Linked DNA regions of Homo sapiens: region 2 is linked to region 1. Evidence: read pairs that join two places in POLR2A ChIA-PET (ENCODE). Cell type or tissue: OCI-LY7. All regions are shown on one strand. Each heading gives the region's core, and the rest is flanking DNA. Links, peaks and the distances in the headings are about the cores only. Region 1 holds the start of LOC102724720 (a long non-coding RNA gene). Region 2 overlaps SLF1 (SMC5/6 complex localization factor 1).

Region 1 (5,386 bases), core at 198-5,197:
AGGGGCAAAGAGCCTTGGGAGAAATTGCAGAGTCTGGCTTGAAAGGGACATGTGAGTCTCCCATGGGCAAGTGCACATGGAAGGTGACAGCCTTGAGTTGTCTTGTTTCCTATCACTGGGCAAGGAGAGCCCAGCATAAGAGGCTGTGGGGTGTACACAGAGGCAGAGGCTGAAGGGGCTGGAGGAGGTCAACCTGCAGCTTGATCTGCCACATTGGGGAAGCCATGTATGTGAGAGAGCCTCTTTGAAGAACTTACCTGGCAGCCTCAAAGAGCCTGTTTTAGGGTGCCAGCTATTAAGATGGTTAGTGTTGGCCAGTGAGGCCATGAGCATTCACAGAGAAAGAACCATAACATAGGAAGTTCAGTAAGGAAACAGTTACCCTCCCTCTCCATTGCCTCTCCCAGTCCCCAACTTTGATAAAGGAGGGGCAGGAGCTGTCATTGAACCTGATCATGACCCATCCCTCTCTACTCCAAGAGGAAAAGTGAAGGGACAGGAGTAAAAGACAGATATGCCCTCTGCCCACTGCAGGTGCCCCCAGGTCATGATGGGGGTGGGTGGTTTGAATAGATATGATTGTAATTTTACACTCGATTAGACCAGAATTTTTAACAGCTAAAAGTGAGAAGAAAGCTATGGGACCCCTCCATTTCTGCCTCCCTCATAGGGATGGGAGATTGGACAGAGCACAGTTGTAAGTTGTGATCAGTTAAACCCCACCCCCCACTGCCCCACATTTTAGGTTAGTTTCCCACAGCTCCATATATGTGATATGGGCAGACTATCTCTGGAAGGATAGAGAAGAAATGAGGAAATGCCTCTTGAAGAATGACTTGCAGACTGACCCCAGGCCAGGTATACTTCCTGCATATTTTTTGTGCTAGTTTTTGTTTGCTTGTTATCACATGCAAATATTACACAAAATAGGCAGAAGGCATGCCAAAGCAGTGAGAGGGAACAGGGAGGATGGAAGAATGGAGACAGGACCCTTATATCTCAGAAAAAATCAACCAAATTTATCTCTTTAAGGTAACAGGTTCACACTGAGGTGCAAAACTCATATCTATTATTTGCCCCAGAAGGAATGGGTGCCGGGGTGATGGACGCTACTTTGCACACAGTTTGGTCCTGAGGGGCAGAGGAAGTGAGGATAAATGAGGATACTCACAGACAAGTTGCATGCTAGAATTGGCCTATCCGGGTGGCAGGAGACAGAAGAGACACTGGGATGCACACAGCCCTCCACCTGCCTGTCCTCTGCCTAAAGGAGTCTCTTAACCACTTCCTGGGTCATGAGAACATTCCAGAAAGTGGAACCTGACCCTGGCCTTCCCCACCAGACTGCGTGCAAAGGAAAAATCACTTCATTCAAGGATGAGTAGTCGGAAAGCGCCATCACGAGATCTGTGTACAGATAATAACAGAGGAAAGGGGTGTGGGACAGGGAGAGAAGAAACATCACCACGGTATTACAGATATATGTACAGGATTCTCCCTGTGACACTGTTTGTAATAATGATAATAATAATAGTAACTTTAAAACTTGAGAATGGCCTAAATATCCATGAATAAGGAACTAATTCTACAAATCATGGTACATCTATATAACTAGTTCTTTTGAAGCCTATTTTGTGTAATATTTGTATGTGATAACAAGCAAACAAAAACCAGCACAAAAGGTATGCCGGAAGTATACCTGACCTGGGGTCAGTCTGCAAGTCATTCCTCAAGAGGCTTTTCCTCATTTCTTCTGTATCCTTCCAGAGATAGTCTGCCCGTATCCATAAAATCATGAGTTCTGTCTGTACATGCTAATATGGAAAGATATTCAAGATATATAACTTTAAGCGATTTATTAAATAGGCAACATATAAACATAGTATAAAATCCTAATAATACAAAAGGGTATACAGTGCAAAGGAAGTTGCTCTTTTTTTTAAAAACCACAAATATGTTTATTCCTCTAAAAACAGTATACCATCTTTCCAGTTTTCAAAATGTTATCATCAATTATCTGCAGATTACTCTCATTAATCTGATTTTTTAAAATCTCAGAGCAGAGCAATTCACCAGCACCATCATCAAGCGAGCTACAAATCTATCCTTTACCAAAGCAAGGAGACACTTAAGATCAAGTCAAGAGAAGAGCTTTCAGTGTTTGCATAAGGGGTACTCACATTCATTTGTCACACACTTCAGGGCCCCATATCCCCCTTTTAAACTGTCTAACTCCTAACCCGGTCTATTTTTATAGTCTGAAAACAAGGAGTCACCCAAGTGCGATATTCCTTCAGAGCACTGTTGAAAATGGATCAAACATGGAGATCCTCCAGATCCCTGTTCTCAAGTGTTAAAAAATATTTTATATTAGCACATAGAATATCCTTAGATATATTCTGTTATGTTCTAAAGAGTTTGTGTTTCTCCCTTTTTGATGATGTCTTCAATTTCTTCTGAGACCTTTCCTGTATAGTCATTTGGTTCTATTGCTTTTAACTTCTCTTGATACTCCAGCGGCAAACCATTTTTATTTTTGCACCCATGCAAATAATCTTTTTATACTGTGAAGACGGAGGAGCACTTTCGTAATTTGTCATCAGATATCTTTGACAGGTTATTTCTCTTCCTTCTTGAGTTGAAACTTTAACTTCTATTACAACATATGTTCCTTTTTTTTTTTTTTCTTTTTTGAGACGGAGTCTCGCTCTGTCGCCAGGCTGGAGTGCAGTGGCGCAATCTCGGCTCACTGCAAGCTCCGCCTTCCGGGTTCAAGCAATTCTCCTGCCTCAGCCTCCTGGGTGGCTGGGACTACAGGCGCCCGCCACGACGCCCAGCTGTTTTGTATTTTTAGTAGAGACGGGGTTTCACCATGTTGGCCAGGACGGTCTGGATCTGCATGCGGGCCACACAGAAGCCCGCCGCCGAGGGGTTTCGGAGGTGGATACTCTCGTCAGCCGGTTGCTACCGTAGGCGAAGTACAGAAAAATGTCCTCATCCGGGCCCGGGACGTCCCTGCAGCCCAAGTTCGCCATGTCCCACTGCTGCCTGCACGGGAGCCTGGAGCAGAGCTGTGAGGAGCCGCCAGAGAGCGCAGCGCGGCGGCCCAGGACCCCGGCCCAGTGACTGCCTCGCCGCCGCCTCCAGGAAGTTGCACTTTTACCTCATCCCTCAACAGTTCAGATCCTCTCACCAGGGGCAACCCCTATTTTTGGATTCTTGTGCTAGGATATGTTATCAAATTTTTTTAAAAAGGTCAGACCACCGTATGATTCCATATGTGTAAAATTTAGAAGATTACATATATATTTGCAGGTGTGGGTATGTGTACAATATATATATGTTATACATATACACAATACAATATATAAAATCAATATATATTATTTTTTCTAAAACGGGACTGATGACTCAATTAATTAATTAATAATTTCCCCATCAGTCAGATGGGGAAGGGGCTTTTTATTTTCCATCTTTCTTCATTGAATATTTACCATATGCACTTTCACTTGTATGTTTAATCTTTTTATTTATTTAAAGTAGGTACTGGGATGTAGGGAGTTGGAGAAACCCGTTTGGACTAGACTTTAAAGAACTGTGGCAGAAGGGTATGAGATACAATAACAGCTTGAGGGAATAGCAGGATTGAGAAAAAGCATCTTTCATTTAAGGGAAACTCGACTATGTTTGTTTTATTTTTTTCCTTTTGCAGAGAGGAAGCAACTAGTTGAGGGGGGAGAATATGAGAGAGAGAGACAGAGAGAGAGAAAGACGATGCTTGATGGAGCAAAGTCACCAACAGCACTGGAGGAGGGGACAGAGGGCCAGGCAGTGGGGCTGACCTCAGAGAAGAGGGGTGCACCTTTGGAGGGTGCACCGGGAAGGGAGGGGACAAACAAGGAGGGTGCCGAGGCTGAGGATGGGCAAGCTAACTGGCCACAGTGCAAGCCCAAGGGGACGAGGGATTCCAGACTCTGGACACACGGCCGAAATAGCCAACTGTGGGCTCCTGGCTACAGAGGAGGTGAGTGGAGCCAGGAGAAGAAGATGAGAGAAGAGAATGGAGAGGCATTAAGTCAAGATGAAGAATAAAAACTGGTTCAGTGCCAGGGTTTAAAAAAACAATAATATTTTTAAAACGTTATGCCCAGTGACAGGAAATTCAGGCTCTGGGTGACAGGAAATTCAGTAGGCACTCGGTGGCTGCTGGGCTGCATGACTCAATTTGTGTAGCAATGTCGAATGCTGAAACAAAAAATAAAAGTTTTTTAAAAAATACTTTCAAGGTTTTGGGAAATATAATTTTGGTTAACATGACCCCACAATTAAATGAGGTCTATTTAATTAGGGAGGCAGTACTTCTGGAGGAAAACAAATTGCCTAGGCTGTCAATTTAGCAATGCAACAAAACATGAAATCAATAGTTTATTAATATCAGGTGTATGGGTATACACCTGCCTTATACAGAAGTAAGAGCTGTATTCACACACCTAGTTGCAAAGAAATTAAACATGAGCTGAGATGCTCAAAGAAAATGAATCACTTAGGGATAGAGCATCTCTAATTCGAAAGGACAGTTTGTCCCACCCAGAAACAATCTCTGGGCTCATGTGTAGATGGAACTGTCACTTGGAATGACTTGTCAAAAGGGCTTCAGGTAAAACTAAAGCTGAAACTGAAAGGTAAAACTCTGAGCTAATAATAACTATTGACCCACATCACCAGAAAGTTTTGGAAATGAATCAAGAGGAAACAACAGCCACTTAGCCCTTCCTCACCCAAGAATCCTCTCTGCCATTCCTTTCCATCCAGCACTTTTTCCCTGTGTAATAACTTTTGGCTCTCATATTTCATTACTCCTCCACAGAATATGAGGTTCAATTACAGGACTCTCACACAGATAGATGACAAGTGTACTTGTGACAAAATGTTCTCTAGTGGGCTTCTGGCTAATATATTTTTGGCACATCCAAATTATGAAAGAGGACACAATTGTTGGTAAAACCAAGGAAGGCATGTATGTGCTGAGTATTCTGTGTCTAAAATCAAAGTAGGCTGGGCACAGTGGCTCACGCCTGTAATCCCAGCACTTTGGGGGACCGAGGTGGGTGGATCATTTGAGGTCATGAGTTCAAGATCAGCCTGGCCAACATGGTGAAACCCCATCTCTACTAAAAACACAAAACTTAGCTGGGTATGGTGGCATGTGCCTGTAATCCCAGCTACTTGGGAGGCTGAGGCAAGAGAATCGCTTGAATCCAGGAGGTGTAGGTTACAGTGAACTGAGATCACAGCACTGCACTCCAGCCTGGGCGATACAGTGAGACTCCATCTCAAAAAAAAACCCCAAAAAACAACAAAAAAAACAAAAAAACACAAAACCACT
Region 2 (5,386 bases), core at 72-5,071, 1.2 Mb before region 1:
GTTCTGCATCAGACTAAATCATTATTATTTCTAACAACAGCATATTCTTCATAGTTTTTATGTATTGCTGGTCCATATTGTTAATGGTTATTAACATTCAAGAGCTACATTAATTAACCCATGTAAATGGTTTTAAAAAATTGTATGATTAGGTCGGGCGCGGTGGCTCACGCTTGTAATCCCAGCACTTGGGAGGCCGAGGCAGGCAGATCACAAGGTCAGGAGATCGAGACCGTCCTGGCTAACACGGTGAAACCCTGTCTCTACTAAAAATACAAAAAAAAAGCCAGGCCTGGTGGCGGGCGCCTGTAGTCCCAGCTACTCAGGAGGCTGAGGCCGGAGAATGGCGTGAACCCAGGAGGCGGAACTTGCACTGAGCCGAGATCACGCCATTGCACTCCAGCCTGGGCGACAGAGTGAGACTCCATCTCAAAAAAAAAAAAAAAAAAGTAATTGGATGATTAATACAGTAAAGGGTTCCTTATACAAGAAGCTTGATTTATTTACTGATGATAGTGTTTCGTGTATATGATTAATTTTTCATAAGAGACCAATCCCTATTATGTGCACTTAAAAATTTTATACTGACTAGACCAAATCCCTGTAACTTTTTTTAAAAAGCATTTATTTCATTGGAGAGCCTTATCTTTAAGGCACTTTCTTATGTTCTGTATCTGAGTTTTAGAGGGTTAAAATACATTGTACCTCTTTGCCCCTTTTGCAGCCAGTTGAGAAATGCAAAAATCAGATAAATTGAGGTTGAAATACCAGCTTTTTTATTGAGTAAACATTGTTTTGAAGGAGATGATGGTTTTTGTTTTGGTTTGTTTTTTCTGCATCCTTCTGCAAGAAGGAGATAGTTTTGATATGGAACCATAGTGTGCTTCTTAGTACATAACCTCCGAATTGACTTACCCACACAGGCAGTGCAGGACTACTACTGGCAGCTCCTTAGGATGTGTCAGAAAGCATTGATATGGACCTTCTTTGCAAATATGCAGATACACTGAGCAAAGCACATCCATTTAGTTGTCTCAAGGAGCTTCTCCAACGAAATGGGGAGTGATGAAGGGTAGAGAAAAACCAAGAGTGCAGTTACCCTAGCTGAACTTCTCCTCTTCAAAACTATAAGCAAGGAAATAAAAGTTCACTTCTGAGTAATGCTTTAGATTATATTGAGACTTTCTTTCAATTTTTACTCTTAAATGAATCTCAACCTTTAAATAAATGTATATATATTACATTTACATGTCTTTAAAAATAGACTCTCTGTGAAGAACATTTCTCACTTCACCAGTTGCGTGCTATTAGTCCTGGGCTCAAATCGTCACAGTTTTTAAAGTTTACTTGTAATTGTATTGAAAGAAGTCATTGTTTCTTTAATTATTGAAAACAGCTACTGTTGTTATTCTAGCTATGACATTAGTTAAATATTAATAACCCACAGTTATGGTGACAAAATTGTTAGAAAAATGAAAAATTGCCCTAATTTCTCTAGTCCCTGCTTTGCTTGTCTGTGGAAAGATTGAGATTTTTCTCTAATACGCTGTCTAGTTCTCCAGTTCAACTTCATGTAAACAAACAGAATTGTATTCTGATGAGAAATTCTGTGAGTTATGTACTCCCTAAACACAAAGTACTTTTTGTGAACTACATTAAAATATGGATTAAGGTCCCTATGAAAATAAACTTAGATTTTTTTTAAAAAGTGATTTTTTCCAAAAAGTGATTTTTTCAGTCTACCTTGTAAATGATGAAATTAACATATATATATATATATATATATATATATATATATAGCAAAGTTAAGAAATATGGATTGCAAATAGGATCTAGGATTATTATGTGTACCCACTTTACTAAATGCTGTGAGACCATGAGTTCTATTAACTTCTCCAGTAACGTATACATATTTAATATGTGTCCACAGAGACTTTAAAGTCTCTGTGGAGTATAAAATCTGATTGTATCATTGTCTGTAGGTTTCAAAAGCTCTTAGCGAACAACAGTACTTTTTTTTTTTTTGAGACGGAGTTTCACTCTTGTTGCCCAGGCTGGAGTGCAATCGCGTGATCTCGCCTCATGGCAACCTCTGCCTCCCGGGTTCAAGCGATTTTCCTGCCTCAGCCTCCCGAGTAGCTGGGATTACAGACGTGCCGCCACGCTGGGCTAATTTTGTATTTTTAATGGAGACAGGGTTTCACCATGTTGGTCAGGCTGGTCTCGAACTCCTGACCTCAGGTAATCTGCCCGCCTCGGCCTCCCAAAGAAAGTGCTGGGATTACAGGCGTGAGCCACCGCTCCTGGCCAACAATACTTTCTTTATTTGTTTATTTATTTTTGAGATGGAGTCTTGCTCTGTCACCCAGGCTGGAGTGCAGTGGCATGATCTTGGCTCACTGCAACCACTGCGTCCAGGGTTCAAGCAATTCTCCTGTCTCAGCCTCCTGAGTATTACAGGCACCTGCCACCACACCTGGCTAATTTTTATATTTTTAGTAGAGGCAGGGTTTCACCATGTTGGCCAGGCTGGTCTAGATTTCCTGACCTCGTGATCCGCCGGCCTCGGCCTCCCAAAGTGCTGGGATTACAGGCGTGAGCCACTGCACCCAGCCCAACAATACTTTTTAAATGAAGCTTGTATAACATTATTATGCCAGTATTTGTATAACATTCTATCATTTTCTGAAGAAGTATATTTATTCATCAATGTGTTTTAGTGTCAAGTAATGTATTAATCCAGACTTTCAATGTTCAAATCAGAAAGAAAACCCTCACTTAAGGCCACATTTTGAGAAGATAACTTTTAAAACTAGTTTCTATCGTATATAAGTAATTTTAATATTGTTTTAACAGCTGTGCCTAACATCTTTAATTCATTGTATGTTTAATAGTTTATTTTTAGTACTCATAGTTAAGAAAAAATAATGTCAACCCTGTGAATAATATCTTTAACACACATTATCTTCTGTATGTTTGTATTTGTTAGATGGAAGATGGTACCCCAAAGCATATCATCCAGATGACAGGATTTAAGATGGAAGAAAAAGAAGCGCTAGTCAAATTACTTTTAAAACTAGATTGCACTTTTATTAAGAGTGAGGTAAGAAACTTATCAAAATGTTCAAGATATATTTGAAAAATAACTACAATTCAAATACTGGCCTAAGAATGATAAAATGCCTTCTTGATATTGTAGCAATAAAAAGGATGTGTCATAAAGGGAGTCTTACTTTAGTAACATTTCTTGATGTGGATTTTTCCCTCCAGAAATACAAAAATTGTACACATCTTATAGCTGAACGCCTATGTAAGAGTGAAAAATTTTTAGCAGCTTGTGCGGCAGGTAAGTTAACTGTCTTCCCCCAACTTTTAAAAACAATCTTCGTGTTAAAGCAAAAGTATTTTAGTCTCTGGAGAGATAGCATATTTACATATCAAACCTAAATGTGTTTTTCTGATATTTTTTGAAAATATTTAATATATTTTTTGGCTTATTACTCTTCTAAGTAAAATTTTGTAACACATGAAAAATGTATTAAATAGGCAGAAATATTTACCTCAACAAGGATTTAGTGTGTTTTGTTTAAGACAAAAAAAAAATACATTAATGAAAAGACTGGCACAAAATGTCAAAATCTTAAGCTTTTGTTAAAGTCTCAGCTGTTTTCAGTCAAGTTTTCTTTGATCTGTCATTTGATACAGGCAGTGCTTTTGTTCTCTCTGCTGCTTCTATCCATATTATGAAGCAATGGTCATACTATTTTATTTTTCTAAGATATTAAATACTATAGACCCAAATTAAGACTTAGTCTTCTCCTCTATCGTTTTGTATTTTATAGCTTTCTCTGCTGTGATTGATCTGACATATCATTAGTCTACTGATTGCAAAAAAAGAAGCATATGTAACTTGGGTGAATTTATCCTTTTTGGATTAACTTACAAGGAAAACACTTGCATTCGTTTTTAACTTTACAAATGAAAACATACATTGTCCATAATGTTCAAAAAGATCATTGATGCCCAGATAAAGAAACTGTTGGTCGGGTGTGGAGGCTCATGCCTGTAATCCTAGCACTTTGGGAGGCCAAGGCAAAAGGATCACTTGTGCCAAGGAGTTTAAGACCAGCCTGGGCAACGTAGCGAGATCTCATCTCTTAAGAAAAAAAAAAGAGTTGTTATAAAATGACCTGAAAAATTCTTTAACTCAGTAAATTTGTTTTACAGAGTAATAATGCCGTGAACAATATTGGAAAAGCTGTTAGCATAGGAGGAAGAATATAAATCTAACCCAAAATAGTGAATAATGATAGTAATAATAATTCCAGTAATACCACATTTTATTTTGGATTTTAAAGCTTTAGATTTATGTTTAGAATTATAAAATTGTAATTTAGAATTATATTTAAATGAAACTGTAATTATAACTAAGTTATAGCTATGGAATTATATTTAGAATTATAATTATTTGTCATGGAAAAGATTACATACAATGTTCAGTGATATTGTAAGCCTCTTACTATCAGAAAATTTCCCCAAAATGCATAGTTCAAAGATAATGTTAGCAGCATAGCTTAAGAGTCTTATCTTGAAAAAGGTTGACTTTTATATTTGATCTTTATTGTTTATCATTTATCAGAACCAAAATTCCTTTGTGACTGACAGCTCATTTGCTTTCTAGGAAAGTGGATACTAACCAAGGACTATATAATTCATAGTGCCAAAAGTGGCAGATGGCTTGATGAAACAACTTATGAATGGGGATATAAAATTGAAAAAGATTCCCGTTATTCACCTCAAATGCAATCTGCACCTAAAAGATGGCGTGAAGAACTGAAACGCACTGGTGCTCCAGGAGCCTTCCACAGATGGAAAGTTGTCCTCCTTGTTAGAACTGATAAGCGAAGTGATTCTCTTATAAGGTAGGATGTGATTACATAAAAGCTAAAGCAATTAATGAGAAAATAATTTTGATTTGCATGAGTACTTTCTGTATTTTTTTGCAATTATTAGCCCAAATGAGCCATGGTGATTTACTCCAATCTCCTAGGTAAGCCATTATGCTCGTTTAGACTTATGTGTCTTTAATAGAACAAAATCTACTTTACAATATTGTTTTAGATTATTCTGGATATCTCTATTTTACTTTCCATGTTATTCCTTTTGGCCAACTCAAGCAAAACAAAAAAGGAAAACTAATTGGGAGTTTTTTGTTTCTAGTTATGAAGCACTTTTAGACTTTTGGTATTATCACAAAAGCATCATTCTGGGTTTATGTAGTGCTGTCTTCATTATTCATACTGTTTTCATCATAATTTTATTTCATTTTGTCCTTGGTATATTTTTAAAAGCTTTTTTATTGGGTAAACTGTATTCTAAGACTGCT

The links. Peaks named below come from ENCODE experiments on the same cell type or tissue, not always from the same donor. Only the 100,000 strongest peaks of a DNase experiment are listed, where the experiment ranks them.
Region 2: POLR2A ChIA-PET joins it to region 1 with 10 read pairs; 2 of 35 experiments call an interaction of 5 or more read pairs at or near these places.

What each region holds. Positions count from the first base shown.
Region 1 is chr5:95,832,012-95,837,397 of GRCh38, forward strand. It overlaps LOC124901029 (a long non-coding RNA gene), which reads right to left. Exons shown (of 3, transcript XR_007058876.1): 2 at 1,700-1,814. LOC102724720 (a long non-coding RNA gene) reads left to right here and starts at 2,816. Exons shown (of 3, transcript NR_157807.1): 1 at 2,816-3,255. It also overlaps the pseudogene GGCTP1. RefSeq lists enhancers at 2,676-2,785, 2,906-2,955. In OCI-LY7, for the core only: CTCF peaks have their summits at 3,066 and 3,271; DNase peaks (open chromatin) are centred at 2,570 and 3,080; H3K4me3 peaks cover 2,910 bases; H3K27ac peaks cover 1,665 bases.
Region 2 is chr5:94,625,822-94,631,207 of GRCh38, forward strand. SLF1 (SMC5/6 complex localization factor 1) reads left to right here. Exons shown (of 21, transcript NM_032290.4): 2 at 2,990-3,103; 3 at 3,271-3,346; 4 at 4,682-4,922. The coding sequence starts at 2,990. Among named protein-coding and RNA genes, the nearest start is that of SLF1, 9.8 kb to the left of the region's middle. In OCI-LY7, for the core only: no CTCF peak of the experiment used is centred there; no DNase peak of the experiment used is centred there.